Regions from separate parts of the Mus musculus genome. Here all the other regions are linked to region 2. Evidence: chromatin contacts called from ENCODE POLR2A ChIA-PET data. All regions are on one chromosome and are shown on one strand. Each heading gives the region's core, a stretch centred on a gene start or an enhancer-like site at or near the end of the contact. The rest is flanking DNA. Distances are from core to core; before and after follow the strand shown.

The links. ChIA-PET counts read pairs that join two places held with the same protein, here RNA polymerase II (POLR2A).
Region 1: POLR2A ChIA-PET joins it to region 2 with 51 read pairs in Patski. The contact joins the enhancer-like site here to the promoter of 4930444M15Rik in region 2. POLR2A ChIA-PET finds 5 or more read pairs at or near these places in 2 of 5 experiments (Patski and embryonic stem cell).
Region 3: POLR2A ChIA-PET joins it to region 2 with 47 read pairs in Patski. The contact joins the enhancer-like site here to the promoter of 4930444M15Rik in region 2. POLR2A ChIA-PET finds 5 or more read pairs at or near these places in 2 of 5 experiments (Patski and embryonic stem cell).

Annotation. Positions count from the first base shown.
Region 1 is chr14:76,878,725-76,882,643 of GRCm38, forward strand. No RefSeq gene overlaps it. Among named protein-coding and RNA genes, the nearest start is that of Gm30365, 43 kb to the left of the region's middle. Within about 2 kb of position 2,304, at least 1 of the 3 ENCODE cell types and tissues checked has a DNase peak (open chromatin) inside an H3K27ac peak, as active enhancers do.
Region 2 is chr14:76,519,371-76,523,720 of GRCm38, forward strand. 4930444M15Rik (RIKEN cDNA 4930444M15 gene) reads right to left here and starts at 1,485. Exons shown (of 4, transcript NR_045660.1): 1 at 1,192-1,485; 2 at 484-795.
Region 3 is chr14:76,785,402-76,789,869 of GRCm38, forward strand. The region is part of intron 1 of Gm30246 (a long non-coding RNA gene); the gene reads left to right. Among named protein-coding and RNA genes, the nearest start is that of Gm30246, 6.9 kb to the left of the region's middle. Within about 2 kb of position 2,434, at least 1 of the 3 ENCODE cell types and tissues checked has a DNase peak (open chromatin) inside an H3K27ac peak, as active enhancers do.

The sequences.
Region 1 (3,919 bases), core at 1,054-3,553, 360 kb after region 2:
GTAGAATGATTAATCTTGATTGCAAACATAAAGGATTTTAAAATGAGGAGTGAGACAAACCTCTGAGCATGCTTATGAAGGCATTTCTGGTTTAACTGAGTTAGAAAGACTCAGCTGGAATGGAGACGTGCACCATTTCACTAGCACTGGGCTGGGCTGTTGATAAAGGGGAAAGCCAGTTGGGTACCAGTCTGCATCATTCTCAGCTTCCTAGCTGCAGATACAACATAACCAGCCACTTAAATCCCCAGCCCCTTGACCCTGGGTATCTTTAGACCATAATTTACAATAAAACCTTCCTTCTCTAAGGTTCCTCTGTTAGATATTTTGTCACAGCAATGGGAAGAGAAAACCTTCGCATGAATCCAGAACTAATTAGCAACCAACCTTATATCCAGTGATGGCTTTACTAATTGAAGTATTGCTTCCTCTGTTGGTCACTTTATATTATTCAAGCCATAGACACATTTGTAAGTAACCAGTGAGAAGAGCGGGGGCTAGGACCCAGCCACTTTCACCAGCAAATGTCTATTGGAGGCTTACTTCATTTCAGACACTGATTTGGGGGATAAATGATGGGCAAACAGACCTCTGTCACATGGAGCTATCAGATCAAGGAGGGAACAAAAGACATACACATTATTGATGATTTTTCACACTAAGTAGTACTTTAAAAGAACAAAACCCCACATTCATGAGTCACATTGCAAAAGGCTATTATTGTCATCTTTAGATTGGGAAGCAGGGAGATGAAAGAAATATACAAATGTCTTATTTGGATACAGGAAAGGTTTTAGAAAGGGTGACTATGTTCTTAAAGGGTCTGATAACTCAAATTAAGGCCAGTGGGGCAAGGGGTAGGGGGGCATAGGGGGAATTCAACATGCCACAGGATAGCTGATACAAATAAAATTGAGACTACTGTAGGAAAAAAGATTTTTACTAATCAACTGAGCAAAGCAGAAAGAGTTTGGCCAAGGGAAATGTGATGGTCAATTGTCAACTTAACCCAAATGTATGATCAATCAGATCAGGGAGGCCTGTGGGCTGTCTGTCTGTGGGAGAATTACCTTGATTACAATTTCAATGATGTAGGAAGACCCAGACCTCTGTGGGCAGCACCACTCCCTAGGAAGGACTTCATTCGTCTATAGTCAAGACCAGAGAGAGCTGAGTTCTACTAGGCTTTTACACACTCATTCCCCTCTGGTCTTGACTGAGGGTGTGATGTGACTAGCTGCTTCAAGTTCCTGCCTTTTTGACTTCCTCAGAATTACAAGTTAACATCAGCTTCTTCTCCTCTAAGTTGTTGATGGTTTTGTTTGTTTGTTTTTTGTTTAAAACAAAAAACAGGGCATTTTATCTCAACAACAGAAATAAAGCTACGAAACAGCTGGTAAGTCCAACCTCTGCAACCCCAGTTGGCCTAGAGTCTATTGACTCTTCTTGCTCAACCGATGGAGCTGGAGTAGACCTTCAGGAACATTCAAACTCTGAATACATATCATATTTTCATTCTAGACAGCATATCGTACCATCAAGCACTTAATAAATGTTCAATAGAGGAATTAGAGTATCAGATAAGTCAGAGACGACACAGAGCATGACTGTCCTTAAGATGCTTTCTGCATGTTGTATGTGTTTCAGGAAGTGAATTATAGGAAATATTAATTGTTGCTTGAGAATCCCAACTGGATATTCCATTACTGACTTAAAGTCAATAATTTTTAAATAGTATGTTGAATATGGTGGTACACGCTTGTGATCCCAACATTCAAGGGCTGAGTGGGAATTACAGTTGGGAGCCTGTCTGAATGGCTAGTACATTCTATATGAATGAATCCCAGATCAGCCTTGACTATGGACTAAGGCTTTTCTCAAATATCACACTCCATTTTTCTTTTAATGTGTTGGGGGTAGGGAGGGGTGGGTGCTAGTCTGATGTGCACCACATGCAAACAGTGTCCTCAGAGGTCAGAAGATGCTGGTGGCTCCTCTACAAGTGGAGGGAAATGCAGTAGTAGATACTGAGAACAGAACCCAGGTCCTCTATAAGAGTAGCAAGCACTTTTAACCCTTGAGCCGTCTCTCCAGCTCCCCACCACCACCCCAGAATATTTTTTGAAACACTCTCCAAACATATTCAACATCTTCTCAAGTGGAATCATTGCTGTATTAAATCAGGTGCCTGGGCATCAGTAAAGCTGAAATTCCTCACCCACACCATTGCATCTTTCTGTCTGATTCCTGAGTAGTTTTTTCTGCATCCTCTCCTGACTCAGCTCAGGCTTCCGTCAGAATTTCTGGTTTATGAGTCAGGAAGCCCAGCACAAGTCAAAAGCTAACTCATACTTGCCAGGCAGAAGGGATGCGAAACCTTCTGGTGCATGGCTTCAAACAGCGGGTTCTGTGCTTTACAAGGCAATGGCCCAAGCAGCATTAGTAAAGCTTTGTTCCCTACCTCTCCTTTTCCTCTGTGCATTGGCTTAGTAATCAGACAGCCCTCTCCACTTAGAAAGGAAGGTTGCCTCCGAAAATTGAAAAGCAAAACCTTCCATTTTTGAAAAAAAAAAATCTGGATTTATCTGACTGTCTCTGAATTTCATCAGAGAAACATGGTGCTGACTGCATAGATGCTCATCTGGACCTATCACACGAGAACCAGGAGTAGGGAACTATATGGTATGGGTTGAGATCATATGTCCATTCTTGTATGGATGGATGGGCCTGGCACTAGAAGATTGATTCCTTTTCAAGAAACACACACACAATGTACACACATACACACACACATATATACAATACACACAAACACACATATACACACACACACATATACCCAGACATACACATATACACATAGAGACACACATGTATATAGACATACACATATACACACACAAACACACATATACACACACACACATATACCCAGACATACACATATACACATAGAGACACACATGTATATAGACATACACATATACACACACAAACACATATGCACACACACACACAAACACACATACACACATATACATACACAGAGACACACACAGACACAGACATATACACACACATATATATACACACACATGTACACAGACACACACATACACACAGAGAGACACACATGTACATAGACACACACATATACACACACAGACACATATGCACACACATACACACAAACACACATACACACACATATACATACACAGAGACACACACAGAGAAATACACAGAGACACAGGAGTACACACATGTACATGCATATGCTGGACATAAACCTATAGGTAGTCTCTATGGTCAGACTCCCTCTGTGACTCTAATGGCCCCGCATCTCCTGTTGTCTCTGTTCATGGTCTTACCCGTAAGGATAGTAATTTTCTTAAATATCAACCACCATTTCCTTTCCCCACTTAAGAGCCTTAGGTATCTCTCATTGGCCCTCAAAACAAAACAAAAAATTCACTCTGGCCCCAGCCTTCCTCTCTTGTCTTCTCACAAGATAGCTAGAGAAAACTCCAGCTAGTCTGCATTGCAGCCTTCTAAACATACAAGATCATGCTTCCAAACTGTATCACATTGTCTCTTTCTCCCTCTCTCCCTCTCTCCCTCTCTCCCTCTCTCCCTCCCACCATGTTACTAATTCCCTCAAAGTCTAATCTCTCTTCTCTAGACAGCCTTGCTGGTATCCTTTAAGGAAGATGTCTCAAACCCCAGCTTATACACGTCTACCTGATCTCATCTGGCTCCTAGAGAAGAGGGACAAAGCCTTACTCAACCGTACTCTCTGTGTTTTTAGTAATGGCCTACAGATAGTGAATGCTTTTTAAACTATCTCAAGAGGGGCTGAAAAGAAGAAATGAAGAAGAAAAGTATATTCTAAGTGAATGTTCTAGTTCCTCCGTCCCTG
Region 2 (4,350 bases), core at 235-2,734:
CATGGGTGGTCCCAAGCTCCGTGACTACAACGGACACCTGCGCTAGTGGGTACCCTCATGTTTACAATAGGTTGGGGAAGAGAGGAGTTGAACAACTTCTCATAATGAATGAGATGTCTTTTTTAAAAAGACAAGTTAGTAGATTTCTGTTAACCTTGGTTTCTTCCACAAAACAGGGTTCTGAATGTGTATCTCAGGGTCTATGAGAGTAAATATGCTAAAGTAGCATCTATTATGCTATATAACACACACACACTATACATACACAAATACATATACTGGGGCATAAAGAGATATTCAGAGCACAGCACGGGTCATTGGGGAAGGGGATAAAATGAGAACAGAAGGGAACATGAGTCTCCTACGTACATACCCAGTTCCACAATGGCTGCTAGGCCAGTGGCTTCCAAATGGCCAGTGAAAGAAGAAAATAAAACCCACTTGAGGCCATCCTTTCTGGCTTAAAATTTGTCAGTGGCTTACTTAACTATAGCAGATGCCTTCATCCTCACGGGCTCTTTCTCTCTCAAAGCCCCTCATACAGATCCTCATTCTCTGGATCATGGAGAACTGAAGGAGAGCTCTTCCCTGCTGAGACAACTGTTTCTCTGCTCAATTCACCCAACCTTTTTCTTAGGGAGCTTCCTGTGGTCCAAGGTGGGCTGGCCAGCATCACTCTGTGGAAGCGTCCTGTGGGGTTCATCTCCTTTCAAACTGTGGGTCCTCCATCTCTCCAGCCTCTGCTTCCTCTCACCCATCATGCTCCACGCAGAAGACAGAACCCCATCCTGCATGCTGAAGAGGCAGGGTGTGAGGACTAGATCTGAGAGCTTGCTGTCTGGAGATCTGTTGCCCCCCCCCCCTAGTCAACATTACAGAGAGCTTAGCGCAGGCTCAGAGGGAGCTGGTGGCTCTTCAAAGTCACACAGCTGATTACCAGAAAGGTTCTCTCTCTCAGTGGAGGTTGCCACATCCCTTGGAACCCCCCCCCCCCACAATGCATCTTCATAGAGGACACAGCACCCAGTAGCAGCTAGGTGTTGGATTGAGTAAATGGTGACCCAAGAGAAACCAAAATGGCGGCTACTAAGGCAGGGCTCCCTGGGGAAAACCTCTGGCGAGGTAGAAGACAAGGTGGGAATTCACTGATGAGAAAAACAGTGAGCTCTAGGTCAATTACTGACAATTTACCTAGGGCAGATGAGGAGATGTTGTCTAATTGCGGCTTCACATAACACTCATAAAAACTAGTGATATTGTTGGAAGCAAGTTGAGCCCTGAAAAGAGAAAGCTGAAGGTGGCACAGATCTGTGACATCCAGACACATTCTCCGGGGGAAAGGTTACAAAGTTACTGGGCTAGTGACTAGTCATGAGTCATCCCCAGAGTAAACAGATAACAGGCAAGAAGGTTACATGGTGACAATTCAGAGACCGCTGAACTGTGAAGATTATGTGGGGCCTCTCAGGCTAAGCACTTTCAGAATGTCGGGAAGCCATGGTAACCCTCACAAACATTCCACAGGCAGTGATTGTGACCGCCAGTCTCTCTTCCCCCACTCCCAGTTTGGAATGTACTTTGAAACAGTGGGACCATGTTTTCTTCTTAACTCCTCCCATCATCTGTTCCAGAATCTTCAACAACTACCTCCTTGAATTCACAGGATTACCTGGGATTTAGGAAGTCATGGTATGCTTCATGATGAAACTCTGAATTGGAGGTCATCTAAAAAGAGTTATTCCCTTGTGGCTACATCTCCAAGTCTGTTAAAGGCTAATCCCAAGCCTACATGAAAAGAGATTTATAGTACAGAAAACTGTGCATTTAACTCCCCACTCCATAACTATGGCGTTCTTACCCACAGACCCAATCAACCAATACAACAGAATGTATTTGGACAAAGCATTGCAGCCACGGTGAACATGTATAATTTTTTGGGGGGGTCATGATCCCATAAACCATGAAGTACAACAACAGAATAGTATTTGCACTGTGTGAAGCTTGATAGGGTCTAGAGACCCTTTAGCACATGTGAGAAGATGTAATGAATCATAAGAAAACACTAAGCCATTTTATGTAAGAGACTTAAGCAGCTATGGACTCTGCTATCTACTAGAGCAGGGGTTCCTGGAACTAATCTCCAGGAAGGTGCGGGATAATTAAACTGCACATGAGTCAGGATTGGAAAATGCTTGGTTAGGAAATTCTTAGAGCCTCCCAGCTATGTTCACGAAAATGTATCATGGTGCCTTTCTTTGGGCTGGCTCAGATGGAGTTCCATTGCGTACCTCTTTATCTTCCTAGAGAAGTGGGGGAGCTGAGTATATGCTTTCAGGGGGACTAAGGAGTATGAGACCCTCTGCATGTCCCAAACATTCACTCCCAAGCCAACCGTTGCTCCTTCTACACGCTTTCTTCATTCACTTTGCTGAGTTCTGATACCCATGTGTCTCCCACAAGCTTCTATTCCATCCGGGACTTGTACCCTTCCAACCTTGTTCACAGAACTCTCGGGCCAAACTTTCTGAAGATCTTATGTGTATCACCCCCAGGTGTGATTCTTAACACACATCTGTATGGTTACCTCCTGGCTCAAGATTTTCATGATCTGACCTAGGCCCATGGTTATGGCCTAGCTTAGTGACATTTGTCCTCCCGCAAGTATCTTAGGCTCTCGGCAGGACACACACCCCGCCAAGTCCTTTCTCATTTCCATCTTACTACACCCACACTTTCCTCTACATGGGGAGCTAGGACAGACATTCAAACTCACTCAGAAGGAGACCATATTAACCCATATACAGTAAATGCCAGCTCTAGTTTCAACTCTGAGGCTTTGTCCCCCAGGGTGAACTACCGGGGACTGGTGAGATCTTTTGGGGACTACTGGGAGGTCCTTATGTCATTGAAGCTATGTCCTTGAAGGAGATCGTAGGAACCTAGTCCTCCGGCCTCCTAACCATCAGGTGGGCAGATTAGCTCTGCTTCCTGCTTCAGTCATGTATTGCTTTAACCCAGGCACAAAGCACAGGTGCCAATCAATCATGCAATAGAAACTCTAAAACCCTGAGCCATAAAGAGAGCTCTTCTCTCTTCAAGGTGGTTATCCCAGGTCTTGTAACAGAAAGGTAACACAAGACTCAAACACAAAGTAGCTCAGAGTGTAAAACACATCCAAGCCAGAGGCTCCTCTATCCTGCTCTGAGTTTCCCTTAAACCATGTGTGGAGCTTTTTTCCAGAGATGGGAGACAGTAGTTGTAACTTTACATTTTCTTAGTGTCCTGTTGTCTTAGTCAGGGTTTCTATTCCTGCACAAACATCATGACCAAGAAGCAAGTTGGGGAGGAAAGGGTTTATTCGGCTTACACTTCCATACTGCTGTTCATCACCAAGGAAGTCAGGACTGGAACTCAAGCAGGTCAGGGAGCAGGAGCTGATGCAGAGGCCATAGAGGGATGTTCTTTACTGGCTTGCTTCACCTGGCTTGCTCAGCCTGCTCTCTTATAGAACCCAAGACTACCAGCCCAGAGATGGTCCCACCCACAAGGGGCCTTTCCCCCTTGATCACTAATTGAGAAAATGCCTTACAGTTGGATCTCATGGAGGCATTTCCTCAACTGAAGCTCCTTTCTCTGTGATAACTCCAGCTGTGTCAAGTTGACACAAAACTAGCCAGTACACCTGTATTGGTGACAGTCTCTGTTGTGTGCCTTCCCACACAGGCTGGGCTCTGAATGTGGCTTTCTTCACTTGTCCTCTCTAGTCTTTTCCTGCTCGTCACATTCTAGGGGTGACTCTGTGTTTGTAGGCTTTCCCACCCTGTCCTTTGCTCTCCTCACATTAAACAGTCAGAGTAAACCACTGGCTTCTGCCAGTCTCCTCACAGAACACTGGCTTTTATTCGACTTTATCATCCCAGCACCTAGCTCAGTGCCTTCTATATCACAGGCATTCCATAAATTAGGGAATTAGGGAATGATTAAGCATTGGCTGGATATATTTTTAAAAATACGATATGAAAGATGAGGCATAGTAAGTACTATATGAAAAATGAACTAGAAAACTTTCAAAAAATTTTGACTAAGACTCACAGTAAGATACATCATACTGCAATGTAGCACACACACACACACACACACACACACACACACACACACACACACACACAGGTTGAGAAGCTGAGGAGAAAGGGCTTATCTTTGCTATGTGAGATAAAGTGTGGTTTTTTTAAATTTAATTTTGCTCCATTTCAGTTTTCAATTAACTTCTCATTATAGAGTGTTAAAATGATTTCATAGCTTACAAGCCAATTCAACCTACAGCTTAGAAAGCATTGGCTTGGAAGCCTT
Region 3 (4,468 bases), core at 1,184-3,683, 270 kb after region 2:
CTAAACTATGGGCCTTAGAGTATTAACCAGTGGGTTCATTCTTAACAAACTGCCACAACCTTGACACCTGAAAACAACAGAAATGTCACACACTTCCAGAGACCACAAGTCTGAAGATAGTGTCAACAGATCACATGCCCCGCAGAGGCTGGGGAAGAAATCAGCTCCCACCCAGGTTCTGGAGCCTTGTGGAAGCTGCCAGAATTCCTTGGTGTTCCTTGGCTGTGTCTGCAATCCTTCTATGGTCTTCCTCTGCCCTCATAGTGAAGTCTTCTCTGGAGTGTCTCATATTCTTTAACCATACTTTTGAGGTGTTTAGGGCCCACCCAGGTCACTCCAAGTGATCGCTTTATCTAGAGATCCTTAATAGTCAAATGCTCAGAAATTCTACTGTATAAACCAACAGTCACAGGTTCTAGAGCTTTCCAAACGATTCCTTAGAGGGCATCACTCAGTCTACCATGACCCCTTATGAGGTGACAGACAATCCTGGTTTTCCAGGAATACCTTTCTTTTCTAGTTACAAAAGAGAAAGCAAAGGCAAACAACTATGGTTCCATTTACTAGGCTGCGAGAGGCAGAGGGAGGATTCAGCAACTTTCCTTGTTTTTTAGAGCATTTTGCAAAAAACCAATCTGGTTAATCAAGAATTATGTTGATGAGGACACTCGTGAGTTAAGATTTTCTACATAATTACATACCACCCCCCCCCCCATGAATCTACCTGTGGAGGGTGAAATGGGTATAATATAAGGCCTCCCCCTTGGCTAAGAGGAATATAAAATCTCTAGGTAGTGTGTTAGTCTACGTTTAGTTGCAATACCCAAATACCCGATGCCAGATCATTTGTAAAGAAGAAGGGTGTATTTAGCTCACAGTTCTGGAGTCCCAAGAGCATGGCAGCAGTCTCTGCTTGGCTATGGTGAGGTGCCCATTGTGTATGGCATCCTGATGGTGGGAACACGTGGCAAATGGGGGGCCAGACAGCAGGGAGGGGCTGGTCTGACTCACTACAACCACTCTCTCCAGAACTATCTGGAGTCTCAGGAGGCATTAATCCCTTCTGGTGGCAATGTCCCCAGGAATCTAATCTCCACCCTTATGACTCACCTCTTAAAGGTTCCATTATTCTCCAATATCACCGTACTGAGTCCCAGGATCCCAGTATATGAGCTGGCAAGGGACAAGCTATGTCAAATAATAGCGGATAGGAAACCGAATATTTCCTTAGAGAGAAAAGACAGCACAGTAAATCATTTGTCCAAGGGTGCCATAAAAGGTAATGAAGATGACAATTCTGGGGACCCTCCTGTCCATGGGGTAGGTAGACAGGAACAGCAACTCCCCAAGTGCTTTCAATAGGATGGACATGAGTGGCTGTGCTATCCTGGACCAGGGTCAGTGGAGTTGCCCGCTAACTAATAAAGATTTTAGTCCATGTTAACTAAAGCTATAGCTTTAGTTATTTCTCCTTTTAAAAAGACTTCACACAGAGATACGCCCATGTATCCGAGTCTCCGTTCTAATTCAGGATCAAGAAAATATAGTCCTGTGTTACCTTTGAAGTTTTCAGCCTTCATCTTGAGAAAAGTTTTTCCTTAGATCCTAGGTCCTCCCCAGACAGAGAAGGCAGTGTGACTAAGAGCCTGGTGACATCAAGCTGAGACGCAGCATGTCCCCTGTCCCGCACTCTGTGCTATGTCCTAATTCTCTTGCCTCTCTCATGTGCTCATGTGTGGCTAGGTAGGAAAGTGTGTTTGAGGACTGAATAGTGGACTTGGAAGGATGGCACAGTAGTTAAGAGAACTTCCTGCTCTTGTAGGGGACAGGGTTCAGTTCCCAGCACCCACACCTGGTGGCCCACAACTCCCTATAACTCTAGTTTTAGGGGACCTGACACCTTCCTCTTGCCTCCTCTCACACCTACATGTGTGTGGTGCACATAATCTCTCATAGGCACATAGGCATGCACAGGAATCAAACTCAGGGAGTCCTAGTCCTTGGGTTCCCAGATGGCACCCTATTGTTGGAGCTCCAGTAAGCAGGGAACCAGCAGTTCCCCAATGCTGCCTGAGTAGTTTGAAAGGACTAGAGAAATTCATTTCAGAAATGTGAAAGTATAAAACCTGTCTGTATTCTCGCCCAATTTTCTCGTATCTCTGTCTCCCTCACCTAAAGCTGCTCCCATCTCAGAACTAAAAATTATTCATTAACTGAGATCCGTGAAAGGCTCAGTATGAATAACCGAATATGGTAGAATTTTGGACGCTGTGACAGGAAACAGGAAGCTCAATGCGGGGGCTGTGGGGTCTGTCCTTAAGCTTTGGGGCACTTGCCCAATGACTCAGAGACCACACCTGCCCACTCAGCCTACCCACAAGGCCACTGCTGGGTATGACCAGCTCTGCCGGGCCCATGCCAGCCTGCACATACTTCTTCCTCGGCTGGCAGCTACAGGCCAAGGAGGGTATCTCAGAACCAATGTTTCCTGGCTGAAGGCCAATCTTGATCTAGTGCCTAGGAGGTGCAGAAAGGCAGGGACAAAACATAAAACAATCCAGCTTAGGGGCTGGAGGAATGGCTCAATGCTTAAGAGCCTTTCTTGCTTTGGCAGAGGACCTGGGGTCAGTTGCCAGCACCTATTTTAGCCTCAGGGATCACTTTCTTCTGGATTCTGAGTATGCACAGGTTCGAGTGTGTGCACTCCCACACATACACAGGATGAAAAAATAAAAACAGTGTCTTAAATGAGCCAGCATGAGCAGGTGTCACTCTGCGGATTCAGACTCCATCCCATCTCCTGTAAGGGAAGTATCCCTTTATTCCCATTCAATAACGAGTTATTGAGGGGCAAGTTGGCTCTGCAGGAAAAGGAGCTGGCCACCAAATCTGACAACATGAGTTCAATCCCCAGGATCCACATGGTAGAAGCAAACTCCTTCTGTCTGGCTTCCACATGTGGTTATGGCACACACACACACACACACACACACACACACACACACACAGGATTGCAGGCACACACAGAGGACACTACACACACACTCATAGACAACACTATGCACAGATTCATATATATACACACACACAATGAACTATAAAATGTAAAAACAATGAAAATAAAAACAGGGTTTTTGTTGTTGTTTTTTGTTTGTTTGTTTGTTTGTTTTTTCTGAGACAGGGTTTCTCTGTGTAGCCTTGGCTGCCCTGGAACTCACTTTGTAGACCAGGCTGGCCTCGAACTCAGAAATCCGCCTGCCTCTGCTTCCCAAGTGCTGGGATTAAAGGCATGTGCCAACACTGTCTGGCTTATAAAAACAGTTTTTAATGCACATACTTTACTTATACAAAAATACCAAGAAAAAGGTTACAAACATAATTCTAATAATGTATATCAAAAATGTATAACAGCAGCATAAGGTGATCATACTACAATGGAATATAGGAAGATAAAACTCCAGGTTCTTGGAATAATTGTATGCATGTGCATAATAGCTAGTCTTGGAGCCATGTTTGAGGTATCCAAGAGGGAAGAGCATTCTGAGGTCCTGAGAATTGAAATAGGGGAAGAGTGGCGAGTATAAGTTTTTACTAACTTTTAGTAGAAAATTTCAATTTTCCACTACGGATATACACAGCAGGCCACAGAAGTATTAACAGCGTCCTTGGCTGCCACCAACAGAGAGAAGACTATCTAAACACTATATTCTTGCAGGATTAAGCACACATGTTCTTACCATGACATGAACCTGTTTAGTGCTTACAGTCTAGAGAGCGAATGTGGTTGGGCTTATTTTCTTTGTAACCCTATGCATTTTCTCTGGCACATTTGAATGCAATATTCTGAGAAGGAACCCACAGGCTTCAGCAGACAGCTCAGGAGGCTAAGGGCTTCTAGAATGGAAGCCACCTGTCTGTTTGGTGATACCCAGAAAGCCTTATTGCTGAGCTGGTGTGTAACATTAAGAGGCAAAAAGTGTTCTCTGATTAACTCGTTCGTTTCTTGAACATAATAACAACAGACGAGCCCCCTGGATGGAGTCCCGGAAACTGAACATTTGAAGGCCAGTCATCTCCAAAGTGACTTTTCTCTGCATGCCAGCATGAGTCAGAGAGGATGCTTAAAGTACTCCAGAGACAGAGGACTTGAAACATAGAAGGTATTAATAGAATCCCTCCGACCTTGGGGCTTCAGTTCCTCCCACAGCCTTCCTGGTCACATGTTGGGCATCCCGAGAGGCTGAGCCTGACTGTGTGAGGAAGACTATTGGAGACACTCAGCCGAGTCAGGAGCCCATGTGTTCTGTAGCTGTGACAGGGTCACAGTCCTAAATCCAGTATGAGGGAGTGGAAGGGATTGGTCTGAATTCTTTCTGGGGAAAAAAAAAACAGCTCTGCCATTTGCCACCTGTCCAAAAGTTTGCAGAAGTCCCCTGCAGAGTTTATGTTAATCCCAGGAGTATCACCT